Linked DNA regions of Homo sapiens: region 2 is linked to region 1. A link is a contact called in ENCODE POLR2A ChIA-PET data. All regions are on one chromosome and are shown on one strand. The core of a region is the stretch at or near the end of the contact, and the rest is flanking DNA. Distances in the headings are between cores, read along the strand shown.

Region 1 (6,653 bases), core at 3,517-6,016:
CCTCTGCATTTGGAAAAACAGTTTCCCAGCTCTGTTTGAGGAGTGGTAAAATAATATATAACACCCAATATTATATGTATATAAACATTAAATAACATTTAATAGTTATCATAGGTGAGAATTTAATTAAATCAGTATCTGGATCTGTAAACGAAATCCAGGTACTGATTTAATTAAATTTTCACCTATGATAGCTATTAAACTAAAGCCACATGGCAATAACAAGAATGAAATCAGCCTTCCACATTTACAATCAGAACTACAAAATAAATTGAGTAAGTATAATAAAGACGAACATAACAGCATCGCAATATGACAATGCTCTTTACCTAGATTCAGATTGGCTCCTGAAACACCTCGGATCATCCATCAGGAAAGCCTGATGTGGCCTGAGCTTTTGTCCAGTACTCAGTACCAGCACTATAATAAGTTCTATTCAATTAAAATAAATATATGGCCGGGCACGGTGGCTCATGTCTGTAATCCCAGCACTTTGGGAGGCCAAGGCAGGCAGATCACCTGAGTTCAGGAATTCAAGACCAGCCTGGCCAACATAGCAAAACCCCATCTCTACTAAAAATACAAAAATTAGCCAGGCATGGTGGCACACACCTGTAATCCCAACTACTGGGGAGGCTGAGGCAGGACTACTGCCTGAACCCAGGAAGTGGAGGTTGCAGTGAGCCGAGATGGTGCCACTGCAGTCCAGCCTGGGTGACAAGAGTGAAACTCTATCTCAAAAAATAAAAAATTTAAAAAAAAAGTAAAGTAAATAAATTTTAAACCCTCCATTATAAAGCTTTCAAATACATATATGGTCAAAATCAGTTCACAGCTATTTTAAAACTGCAACAGTATGTGCACTACCGCTCTTTTTTAAGACATTCACCCAGTTTATCTGGGTTCAAATTCTAGATTCCAAAAGAATGGCCATTATGTGTAAACACCGAATCGGAAGAGTGTAAAACTATCCTGTTTATTTTATAAGTTCTGGCCGGGCACAGTGGCTCACGCTTGTAATCCCAGCACTTTGGGAGGCCAAAGCAGGCAGATCATGAGGTCAGGAGTTCGAGACCAGCTGGCCAACACAGTGAAACCCCGTCTCTACTAAAAATACAAAAATTAGCTGGGTGTGGTGGCAGGCACCTGTAATCCCAGCTACTCGGGAGGCTGAGGCAGGAGAATCGCTTGAATTCGGAAGGTGGAGGTTGCAGTGAGCCCAGATCATGCCACTGCACTCCAGCCTGGGTGACAGAGCTAGACTCCATCTCAAACAAATCAAAAAACAAAGCAAAACAATAAAACAACAAAACAAAAATTTATAAGTTCTGAGTGTTTACTCTCTGTAATTTTGATCTCCTCTGAAATCCTCTGTTGAAGATAGAAACCCATCATCTGCCTGGAACTCAGCCAATGGCCAGAAAGGATACAAATAATAAATACCACTTCTCATTTGCATACTGCTTTATAGTTTACAAATCAGTTCATGTGAAAGTCATGTGGGCCACAAATGGTGGGTGAGGCATAATCAAACATCTGCCAAGTTCTTTCTCTTACAATATGGCAGTCATTAACAGGGTGGGGGACAGACACGGGAATTTGCGCAGTTCTCTGCAAAGCCCATAAAATTGTATGCAATCTTAAAAAGTAGCCAGTGGGGCCATCTTCCCTGCAGCATATGAACATGTTTCTTTCTGCCTCCTTCCAGCATGCTCTACAAAATAGTCCTGGTAATCGCCCATGTTACCAAGTCAGCTGTCCATGGCTGCTCCCTTCCCCGACCTAAAGAAAGATTCAAGTTCAAGTTAATGCTGGAGGACCCCTAGGCAACTGCCCAACTCCCTCCCAGGCCACTCCCTCCTCCCACTTTCTAACCTGTAGTCAAATAGCCTTTTAAAATCCTGTGCTGATTATTTTTTATCCTTTGGGATGCTGGGACTGGGACTCTGCAGCCCAGGCTTATTTTGGCAGCTGGCTGTCTCTGTTTGGCTCTGCCAGGAGGGGTACTAGAGGAAGGGAGCTGTTGGCTTCCTGTTCCTAAGAGTGACCATGATCACACCACCTCATCCCGGCAGCAGCAGTTGCTTCCAGTGTTTCCACCATTTCCAGAAGCAGCCTCACCACCTCCTCCCCATCTCTCTCTGCTCAGAGACACCAGCACCTACTGGCTGGCATCCCCTCCTCAGCATGAGGCATCGGGGCCAGCCAAGCGGGACCTTCCTAGCCCAGAGGGCTGAGTCCTCACCCTGCAGGGCCCTGCTCCAAGCCCCTAAGTTTCAAAAAATATTTTTTCTGACTTTTGTTCACCCAGCCCCAAGGGTGATTGCTGTTTCCTATTCTTCTTTTTTTTTTTATTTTTTGAGACAGAGTCTCACACTGTCACTCTGGCTGAAGTGCAGTGGCATGATCTCGGCTCACTGCAACCTCTGCCTCCCTGGTTCTAGTGATTCTCCTGCCTCAGCCTCCCAGGTAGCTGGGATTACAGGCGTGCCCCACCAGGCCCAGCTAAATTTTGTATTTCTAGTAGAGTCGGGGTTTCACCTTGCTGGCCAGGCTGGTCTCAAACTCCTAGCTCAAGTGATCTGCCTGCCTCCACCCCCCAAAGTGCTGGGATTACAGGTGTGAGCCACCGCACCACACCCAGCCTGTTTCCTATTATTCTTACCTCTGTGATACCTGAGTATCCCCACTTTGCCTTTCTCTTGCCTAATACCTGGCTAACAATCCTTTCTATTAAGTTATCTGTTGAAATTCCTATCGTGGTTTCTGTCTCCTGACTGAACTCAGACCAATACAAGTCCCTTATAGGAACTCTTTCCATCTGCCTTCTTATGAACAATTAAGAACACAGCTGCTGTTGCAATCTCCCAGGAGGTCTTTATCTTTATTAATTCCTGTTCCAGGGGCTGGTCCTCAACTTGTTAGGCTCAGAAATTGGCTGTGTCAGCAAAAAACAAAAGGGAATCTGTCCCTCATGTCACTGTCGTGAGGAGAGAGACATCTGGGCCAGCATGACCACAATTAGCCTGCCACAATTTCATGGATGCTGGGAGGCACAAAACCTCTGAGTCAGAGACAAACGGCTTTCTATTCATGGCCTTAGCAGTAGCCAGAGTCTCAGTATTTGTACTGGTTCCTCAAGCCCCAATTGCCACATGACACCGTGAAGAGGACTAGGTGACATCTGCATATGCAGTGGATCGAGTTGCATAGGGAACCCTGCTCTTAGGAAACGCATATATTTTATAATGGGCAGTAAGCCTGCCTGCCCTGTGCTCCATGGAGAGCCACCGTGTCTCTTTTCCAAGGCTGTGTGCTACACAAACATCCTTGAAAAGATAGTCCAGCACAAAGGAAGCGTGAGGGACCCTTGGAGAACTATCTCCCAACGCTCATCTAGAGCTTGCAAGTCAACATGGACTTCCAGTGAGGGTAATTAGTTGGATGATTCAATTGGTTTCCATAGCAAAGATCTATCTACAGGAACTAGAGTAATTGAGTCTTTGGGCCAGGGTCCCCCTGATCTTTTCTTATTTAGTGCCATTGTGACTCTCTGAATCTAGATTTTTTTTTTTTTATTTACAGCATACCAACTCCCCCCAATTTTTTTTTTTTTTTTTGGAGACAGTCTTGTGCTTTTGCCCAGGCTGGAGTGCAGTGGCGCGATCTTGGCTCACTGTAAACTCTGCCTCCTGGGTTCAAGCGATTCTCCTGGCCTAGCCTCCCCAGGAGCTGGGATTACAAGTGTGCACCACCACACCTGGCTAACTTTTGTATTTTTAGTAGAGACGCGGTTTTACCACGTTGGCCAGGCTAGTCTCAAACTCCTGATCTCAGGTGATCTGCCCACCCCTTGCCTTCCCAAAGTGCTGGGATTACAGGCATGAGCCACCACGCCACAATCCCTTTCTTATTGACATAGATATGGTTTGGACATTTAAGTATTGTTAGTCAAGCCTTGTTCTAGCCAGTAACCAAACTACCCTGTCTCTATAAAGTGAGTGCGTTTTCTGGACATTACCAGTTATGAGATTTAGAGGGCAGTCCTATTTCCAATTCGTTGGAAATCACCTTACTATCTATCCTTTGGCACCACCTATCCCCAATTCCATAAAAAGCCTTAGTTTAAAAATAAAATTGCTTTTGCTGTTTTTCCTTAATATAAAACTTAAAAAATTACTTTTATCTATAGATTGTATCTTTACAACACACATTGTGGTTTTTAGAATCTCAGGGAAAAAATGCTATCTTAAATGTTAGTAGACTAAGATTCTTGACCTCCTAAATCAGTGTCAAATGTGAGATCATAGCTGATGCCTGGCCTATGTAGTCAGCACTCAATAAATAGTAGTCGTACTGTCAGGACTCTGGAAAATAAGAGAAATGAATCTGAGCAAAAAATAGGAAATTATAAGAATAGCAGTATCTTCTAGAAACACGCAGGCAGAAATGCAGCCAAGTTTGGAATACCTACCCTGCCCTTGCCACTCTGTTTGTACAGTGTGACCCCATTCATTGCTGCTCATTCAGCTACTATGTGCCAGGCACAGTGCCTGAGGCCGGAACACAATAGGAACACAAACAGATACGGTTTTTTACATTGTAAAGCACAGAGGTTACAGTCTAGTGGAGAGAGACAAATCAAATTATCACGCAAGGAAATAAAAAACTGCCACTGTGGTAACTGCTGAGATAGGCAAGTACATGGTGCTGAGTGTGTATAAAAGGAGTGACCCACTGAGGGAGGTCAGCAAAGGCTTCCTGAGGAAGCGATGACCAAGCAGAGACTCAAGTTTAAGCAAGCAATAAGACAATAGGGAAACGAGAAGAGCTTTCCAGACTTAGAGAAGAGCAAACGCCTCCTGGCAGGCGGAAGCACACTGAGGAAGCATGGCTGGAGCTCAGGAAGATGAGGAGACCTGCCAGATCACAGTAAAACCAAGGTCACAGAACGAGGGTTTTGCCCACAGCTACACAACTTCTGGGATACTTTCCTTATACTACCACCTTCCTAGTCAACAGACTTCATTTTCTTTCCTCTCCAAACCTTCCCCTGGGACAGAGGTCCATCAGTTAATGCTCATTCCAGGGTAAAAAAGAAATCACGAAGTAGAACATGAAAAGGAAATGCAAAAACTTGAGCCACAAAAACTGGAGACCTCGCTATGGAATTTTTCTTTGTTGAGTGTGCCCAGGAGTCTTGGGGATGGTCTATGTCAGTGGTATTCAAAGTGTGGTCCCAGGACCAGCCACATCAGCATCTCCTAAACACTTATTAGAAAAGCAAATTCAAAGGCCCCACTCAAAACCTATGAATCAGAAATATGGGAGGTGGAGCTCAGCAATCTGAATTTTAACAAGCAAAAAGCCCCACAAAAAGGGTTCCTGTTGCACAGACAATAGTCTAAATCAGTGCTTCCCAAACCTGTCTGATCATCTGAAGCAACTGGGAGCTTGTTAAAATATTCCTGGGCCACACCCCAATACCTACAAAAATTGAAATCTCAGGGCAAGGCTTGGGAATCTATATTGAGATGATCATCCTGGTTTGAGAACCACTGGTCTATATCAAAGTAACACATTGTCTGACACAGTGAGCAATTAATTCCAAGTGTCATTTGTCCTTGCCAAGTAATTAAGGGTAGTAAGTACCTCAGGCTCTGCCAGTCCAACTCAGTACATTATTTGATTTATATCTTCCATCTCCTTAGCTCTTCCCAATTTTAAAACAATATAAGACACTTCCAATTTTGACATTTGTTGAGAAATTTCTCCTTGTCTCTCAGTCTTATATCATCACAGCCACCACAAACTGTATGAGACTTAATAAGTGCTTACCAAATTCAAGCATTATGCTTTTAGCTGCAGTCTAAAAATCTGTTCTGGAAAATATCCCTTTCAAAATATCAAAAAGAAAATCATCCAGCCTTGTAATACAAACAGGCACCCAATTCAGAACTTTTTTCTCTGCCTCTGCGAGGAAATGGATTTTCTACTATCGTGACTCAGTATTTTTTATTTATTTATTTATTTATGAGACAGAGTCTCACTCTGTCGCCCAGGCTGGAGTGCAGTGGTACAATCTCAGCTTACTGCAACCTCCACCTCCTAGGTTCAAGTGATTCTCATGCCTCAGCCTCCGGAGTAGCTGGAATTACAGGTGCCTGCCACCATACCCGGCTAATTTTTGTATTTTTAGTAGAGATAAGGTTTCACCATGTTGGCTATGGCTGGTTTCAAACTCCTGACCTCAAGTGATCTGCCCAGCTTGGCTTCCCAAAGTGCTGGGATTACAGGCGTGAGCCACCACACCCAGCCTCAGCACTGTTTTAAATAAACATACAAATAAATATGGGATGAATTAAGACAATATTACGTTAACAAACAAAAAACCTTCCAGAGCTGAAAGAACAGATAATATCATAGATTCATTTTCAAGTATCAGCATTTTCAAGAATTTTCCCATATGCTGAAATTTATGCAGCTGATCTACAAATAATATTGACTGGTCTCTTAGAGGTAATTTTACATTTCTCAGAAGCTCTTAAGCAAGACAATGATATGTGACTCACTTCCCACAAGATTTAAGAAGGCCACAGCCCTGGTAAGAAGTGAAAAAAAAAAAAAATGAGTGGTCGCCTTAACATGTAAAA
Region 2 (6,847 bases), core at 736-3,235, 230 kb after region 1:
ACAGAATGTTAAAGGATGCATACTCAAGGGTTGAAATTTAATAAAAACAGTTTTTACTGTTCATCAAGGACATTGTGAAGTGAAACAGACTTTTTAAAAAATTGCAAGTGCTAGGTGGTGAAGAATACACCTAGCACTTTAGTGTAGTAGCAAAACAGTGATACAGTTTTGGTACCATTTGGCCTCAATTTGTGGTGGTACCAGTAGCCTTACCCACCGTTGCTTTTGCACTATTGGCAAATATCAACACAGTGAAAAAGGTAATTAAATATTTTAAGAAAATATTTTGACCTTGTGGACACCCAAATGATCTTGAGGACCCCTGGGGATTTATAGACCATACTTTGAAGAATGCTAATTTAGTGTGTGGTAGTGTGAAAAGATTGCAAGCTCCATTTTAAAATACCTGGTGAAGTGTTGATCACTTTTTATTGGGATGGCCTACCTAATAGAGACACTCCTCCCCCCAGTGCTTCTTAGGGGAACCTCATGCGTAACACTGAATTGCATGCCTGTTTCAGTGTTTATTGTTGGTTTTAAGAATACAGGGGCCGGGCACCGTGGCTCAGGCCTGTAATCCCAGCAGGTTGGGAGGCCAAGGTGGGCAGATCACCTGAGGTCAGGAGTTCAAGACCAGCCTGGCCAACATGGTGAAACGCCGTCCCTACCAAAAATACAAAAAATTAGCCAGCTGTGGTGGTGAGTGCCTGTAATCCCGCCTATTCGGGAGGCTGAGGCAGGAGAATCACTTGAACCCAGGAGGCAGAGGTTGCAGTGAGCCGAGATCATGCCATTGCACTCCAGCCTGGGCAACAAGAGCGAAACTCTGTCTCAAAAAGAAAAAATGAATACAGTACATATTTTTTTAACCAGATTTGAACCACTTTTAAACTATTTCTTTTAGGTATAGTTTACACTTTTAGGTATTTATTCCACTTCTGTTGGTGGATAACCTGTCTTAATAAATCTGTATTAAATAAGATAGTAAATACAACCTGTCTTTGTATTTACTATCTTATTTAATTCTCCTCACAACTCCACGAGGGAGGGACTTTTAAAAAATCTTCATTTTGCAGATGATATGACAGAAGCTCTAAGAGATTGTGTGACTAGCCCCTATTTCCTGATATTTAGAAATATATGTTAAAACAGTCTCTTTAAGTAGGTAATAGAAATCCTGCTAGGTCTGCCTGGATAGATGCTCTGTGGTGACTCCAGCTTGTCTCTTTCATCACTGCATTTCACAGGGCAGCCATCTTCAAGTCCCATTCACTTTGGCAGCTAGTGGTTCTTTCTCACTCCGCTAGTAAAGGCCCTATGGAAGGAGTAAGGAAGCTCTGTTTTTTGCTTACTCCTTTGAGTAACAGCCTTGCCACTGAACATTTGGAATCATACCAGCTTCTGACAATCTTATACTTGTGAGGAGGAACAAACAGGAACAAAAATATATGAGTTTAGTGTTTATTTCCTGAACTGCCACCAAGGTTGTGACTGACTGCAGAGATTTAGTTTTGTATTTTACTGCCAACTGCCTGAGCCAGGTCTGCTCTCTGAAAAGTTAAACCTAATAGCAGAAAATGTTCCTTTATTTAGTGGCCAGAAAGAGATTTGTAAAAGCAGTGTTTGCACTCTTCATATTCAGGTATTCATGCATAAATATGTGGTAGCTTTAATAATCTGAGGTTGGGATGAGGAGGATTAAAAGAAACCGCAGTGTAGGATAATATTAAGGTTTGGAATCACAAACTTATTAAAACTTATGATTTACTCTCCAGTTTTTAATTGTGAAATATTTCAAACCTACAGAAAAGTATAGTGAATAGTTTAACCTATGCCTAACAGCTGTATTTCATAAGTGTTGACATTTGCCATATTTCTTTAAAGCTAGAAAACATTTTAGATTTCTCCCCACCCCCCACCCCCTAACCCTTACCTCACTTGCTAGAGGTAACTGTTGTCCTGGAGTTGGCGTGTATTATTGTGACTCATTATGACTAGTCTGCAATTCTCAAAACAAAATCTTTATAGTTTAACTGGTGGAAACTAACCAAGTTCCTTGGAGATGTGTTAGGCAATGTGCTCCAAATTTCTAACAATTGTGGAAGTCCAGTGTTTAGCTTGAGTAGAGATTTTTTTGTGTCATACCTGGAGAAAATGACAGGCTATACAAACATATTTCTCTTCTTCCTTTTGATTTTCTGTAGCTTCCAGTTTATAAAGTCGGTTCTTTGTTTTGATTCATTGTATACTTAAGATCTTAGGAAGAACTTGGTTTCTTTGTAAAACCAAACCTAACTTAGTAAAATCAATTAAAATGTAAATTACTTCAGCGTGGGCAACATGGTGATTCCCCATCTCTACTAAAAATAAAAAAAATTAGCCAGGCATGGTGGCGCACGCTTGTAGCACCAGCTGTTCTGGAGGCTGAGGCAGGAGAATTGCTTGAACCCAGGAGGCGGAGGTTGCAGTGAGCCGAGATAGCGCCACTGCACTCCAGCCTGGGCGACAGAGTGAGACTCTGTCTCAAAAAAAAAGAAAAAAAGTAAATTACTTAGTCGCGGTATTAAAACTAAGTAATTGAAACAATTGTAATTTTAAAATACTTTAATTTTAAAAATTTCATTTCCTTTGGCTTTTTCAAATAACATTGCCACTATTTTTAAAAACCTCATTCAAGGTTATAGTAGCATGATTTTTTCTCTAGTTCTTTGAGCATAAGGGTACCATTATCAAAATTTAAAGTGTAAAAAATGCCATGTAACTGATTTTTCCCTCTGCAGTATAGCATTACATTATAAAAACAGAGACAGGTTATTTGGTTGCCTTTGTATTTTTATCACTTAGAAATGTAGTCTATTGAGGGCTGGATGTGGTGGCTCACGCCTGTAATCTCAGCACTTTGGGAGGCCAAGGTGGGCAGATCACTTAAGGCCAGGAGTTTGAGATCAGCCTGGCTGACCTGACGAAACCCCGTCTCTACTGAAAATACAAAAATTAGCCAAGTGTGGTGGTGCGCATCTATAATCCCAGCTCCTCAGCACACATCTGTAATTCCAGCCAGGAGTTCAAGACCAGCCCGGCCAACTTGGCGAAACCCCGTCTCTACTAAAAATACAAAAATTAGTCCAGCGTGGTGGCAGACACCTGTAATCTCAGCTACTTGGGAGGCTGAGGCACGAGAATCACTTGAACCCAGGAAGTGGAGGTTGCAGCGAGCCAGGATTGTGCTACTGCACTCCAGCCTGGGCAACACAGTGAGACAGTCTCAAAAAAAAAAAAAGAGAAAGGTAGTCTGTTGATATGGTGATGGCACTAGTATAGTAATTCCCTTGGAACAAAGAAGAAAAGAAGGTAAGACTTTAAAACTGACCTATTTTTTTAAAAAGCAATAAAACATGTCGATTTACTGAAGGTTTTCAAGTAAAGAAGTAGCAGCCCTAGTGGCCAGGTAGTGGCTCATGCCTGTAACCCCAGCACTTTGGGAGGCCAGGGTGAGTGGACTGCTTGAGCCCAGAAGTTAGAGACCAGCCTGGACAAAAGAGTGAAACCCTATCTCCACAAAAGATAGCTGGGTATGGTGGCATGCACCTGTAGTCTCAGCTATTTTGGAGGCTCAGGTGGGAGGATCACCTGTGCCTGGGATGTTGAGGCTACAGTGAGTACAGTGATTGTGCCACTGCACTCCAGTGTCAGTGACAGAGTGAGACCCTGTCTGGAAAAAAAAAATAGTAGTTCCTTCTCCCTCAGCATTACTAGTGTCACTTTTGGGGTACCCAGTGCTGGTAAAAAGGCTATACAACAAAAAGTTGCATCACAGCAGAATGGGAAGGGTTACCAAAAAATGGATTAGAGACCTACACTTGAACTGTGTTCTTGATTACGTTGGTTCTGATACAAAGTGCCTAGAACCATTTTACATTCTCATAACTATTTGTTTGGAAGAATTGAAGGAAGTTTTAATTATGGCATATAGATACACAATGTTTACATCTTTATTAAGCAATGATCTTGTTACGCTATAGCTGCTATAGCTGTTTTATTAAGCGGACAGATATAGGTAACCTGTTGAGCACTTATTTTATTTGCTATGATGAGCACTTACACAGTGTGGATGCAGAATCAATTTGTGAGGTACTAGGCAACATTAAGAAATAAAGAGAAATAGAATGGAAAAAATATATATAGATATCTATATATTCATATATATGTGGAATAGAATGGAAAAAACGGAGAAATAGAATGGAAAAAATGTATATTTATATATAATATATACCCATTATCCATTAGATTTATATCTAAAATATATATATATATATATATATTTTTTTTTTCTTTGAGACAAAGTCTTGCTCTATCGCCCAGGCTAGAGTATAGTAGCACAATCTCAGCTTAATTTAATTCTTTAAGTTCAAATTTAAAGATTCATATACAGTAAAGAGAAAAATGAAGTATAAAATTGAAGTGTGACCGATTTCTCAGCTGTATATTAGTAGAGAAGATTTACTTGTAGGATTTTTCATCAGGAAAGAAAATAAACCTTTCTTTCCACTGCCCTCGCCCCCCCCCGCCGCCCGCTTTTAACCTTTTCATTCTGGAAAATTTCAAAACATATGCAAAAGTAGAGAAATAGTACAGTGAACTTCCATATACCTATCATTCATCTTCCTGTGAAGATGGCAAATAGTCATTCTTGTTTCAGCTATACCCCAGTCACTGCCTTTGTGTACCTCACAGGATTATTTTAAAGAAAACCTCAGAGAGCATATCATTCCATCCTTAAATTCTTCAGTACATTCTTTTTTTTTTTTTTTTTTTTTTTTGAGACGGAGTTTCAATCTTCTTACCCAGGCTGGAGTGCAGTGGTGTGATCTCGGCCTACTGCAACCTCTGTCTCCCAGGTTCAAGTGATTCTCCTGTCTCAGCCTCCCGAGTAGCTGGGATTACAGGCGCCCGCCCCTACGCCTGGCTAATTTTTGTATTTTTAGTAGAGACGGGGTTTCACCATGTTGGCCAGGCTTGTCTCCAACTCCTGACCTCAGGTGATCTGCCAGCATCAGCCTCTCAAAGTGCTGGGATTACAGGCGTGAGCCACCACACCCAGCTACTTCAGTACATTCTTCATACAAATTCCTTTTTAGAAAAATACATAACCATAAGGTCATTATGATACCTAAAAAAATTAACAATTCCAAAATATCATGGTAGATCTAGTCACTGGGAACTATGTGATGCTTAAATTTCAGTGTTTTCTGATATTTTTTCCCTTTTAAATACATTCTGTTTTCTGGTTTATGGTCCAACTCTATCAGAAGTCACCATGGATTGCAGTTATATAGGTTATAGCATCCCCTGGTGAAGATGCACTTCGTCAAGTCATTCATGTTACTATGAAGACATGATGCAGTCTTTCTGCAGAACTGTTTGAGGGATTTGGCTGATAAGGAAATGACAGAATAGAAAATTATTTCTGGAATAGTACTGAGGTACTGATGTCAAACTGGAGCCAGTGTTAGGGAAAGTACGAAAGCTGTGTTCACTGAGCTTCATATGGATTGTTTTCAGATTGCATCAAGTTAAAGTTAACAAGCAGATGAGTTTAGAAAGAAAATCTTGTCAATCCACTATGACCAGACTTTAGGGAATAGGGGGCTTTAAAATAAAAGTCAAAGTAAAATAGAAGTAGGTGGTATGAGAATTCGTATGATGAATGGAATAAAAAATGTTATTTAATGTAATAGAGTGAATATGAATAGGGACTATATTGGTATATCCCAGTAGGGACATTATATACAACTTGTATACAAGCCTCAATTTAGAGTATGAATTTCTTCCCTGGAATATTGATAAATAATTGAGAAACCAATTTTGTCTTGAGTTTAAAATCTCTTGAAAGTTAGGTCCATTTATATATCTTTAATACAAAACTGACTAATTAAACATGTTTAAGTTCTGAAAGAAAACCTTATTCTTATATGTTCCTACCAGCCGTTAGACAGCTGTGGCCTGCCCAGAAGCGAAACTCTGGTAGTGGCCAGCACACTTTGAAAGACTGCTCTGTTTAAAAAGAAATGCAGTTGAAGTCTTTTTTTTTTTTTTTTAAAGAACTTCGTGTATGTGTATCAGCCCACAAATTCTTGCTTATACAGACTGTATCATTAGCTATTTCAAAATAATAAAGGGTAAAAAGCCCTACAGACACATACTATACATACTATTTTACTATTTTTTTTTTTTTTTTTTTAAAGATGGAGTCTCGCTCTGTTGCCCAGGCTGGAGTGCAGTGTTGCAGTCTCGGCTCACTGCAACCCCCGCCTCCCTGCCTCAGCCTCCCAAATAAATGTTACTTCAGACTCCTGCCACCACACCCAGCTAATTTCACCCAGCTATTTTTTTTTTTTTTTTTTTTGAGATAGAGCCTTGCTGTGTCACCAGGCTGGAGTGCAGTGGTGCTATCTCAGCTCACTGCAACCTCCGCCTCCCAGGTTCAAGTGATTCTCCTGCCTTAGCCTCCCAAGTAGCTGGGACTACAGGTGCGCACCACCACACCCAGCTAATTTTTTTGTATTTTTAGTAGAGATGGGGTTCTACCATGTTGGCCAGGATGGTCTTGATCTCTTGACGTCGTGATCTGCCCGCCTGGGCCTCCCAAAAGTGCTGGGATTACAGGCGTGAGCCACCGTGCCCGGCCCCCCAGCTGATTTTTGTGTTTTAAGTAGCAATAGGCTTTCACCATGTTGGCCAGGCTGGTTTCAAACTCCTGACCTCAAGTGATCCTCCCACCTCAGGCCTCCCAAACCTCCCAAGTGCTGGAATTACAGGCATGAGCCACCACGCCCAGCCTCACTTG

What was found. ChIA-PET counts read pairs that join two places held with the same protein, here RNA polymerase II (POLR2A).
Region 2: POLR2A ChIA-PET joins it to region 1 with 12 read pairs in PC-9. The contact joins two enhancer-like sites. POLR2A ChIA-PET finds 5 or more read pairs at or near these places in 3 of 52 experiments (CD4-positive, alpha-beta T cell, OCI-LY7 and PC-9).

Annotation. Positions count from the first base shown.
Region 1 is chr13:44,928,341-44,934,993 of GRCh38, forward strand. No RefSeq gene overlaps it. Among named protein-coding and RNA genes, the nearest start is that of TRE-TTC2-1, 14 kb to the left of the region's middle. Within about 2 kb of position 4,767, at least 6 of the 41 ENCODE cell types and tissues checked have a DNase peak (open chromatin) inside an H3K27ac peak, as active enhancers do; they include PC-9, where a contact is called at or near this core.
Region 2 is chr13:45,161,011-45,167,857 of GRCh38, forward strand. All of the region lies in intron 4 of GTF2F2 (general transcription factor IIF subunit 2), which reads left to right. Among named protein-coding and RNA genes, the nearest start is that of KCTD4, 37 kb to the right of the region's middle. Within about 2 kb of position 1,986, at least 5 of the 41 ENCODE cell types and tissues checked have a DNase peak (open chromatin) inside an H3K27ac peak, as active enhancers do; they include PC-9, where a contact is called at or near this core.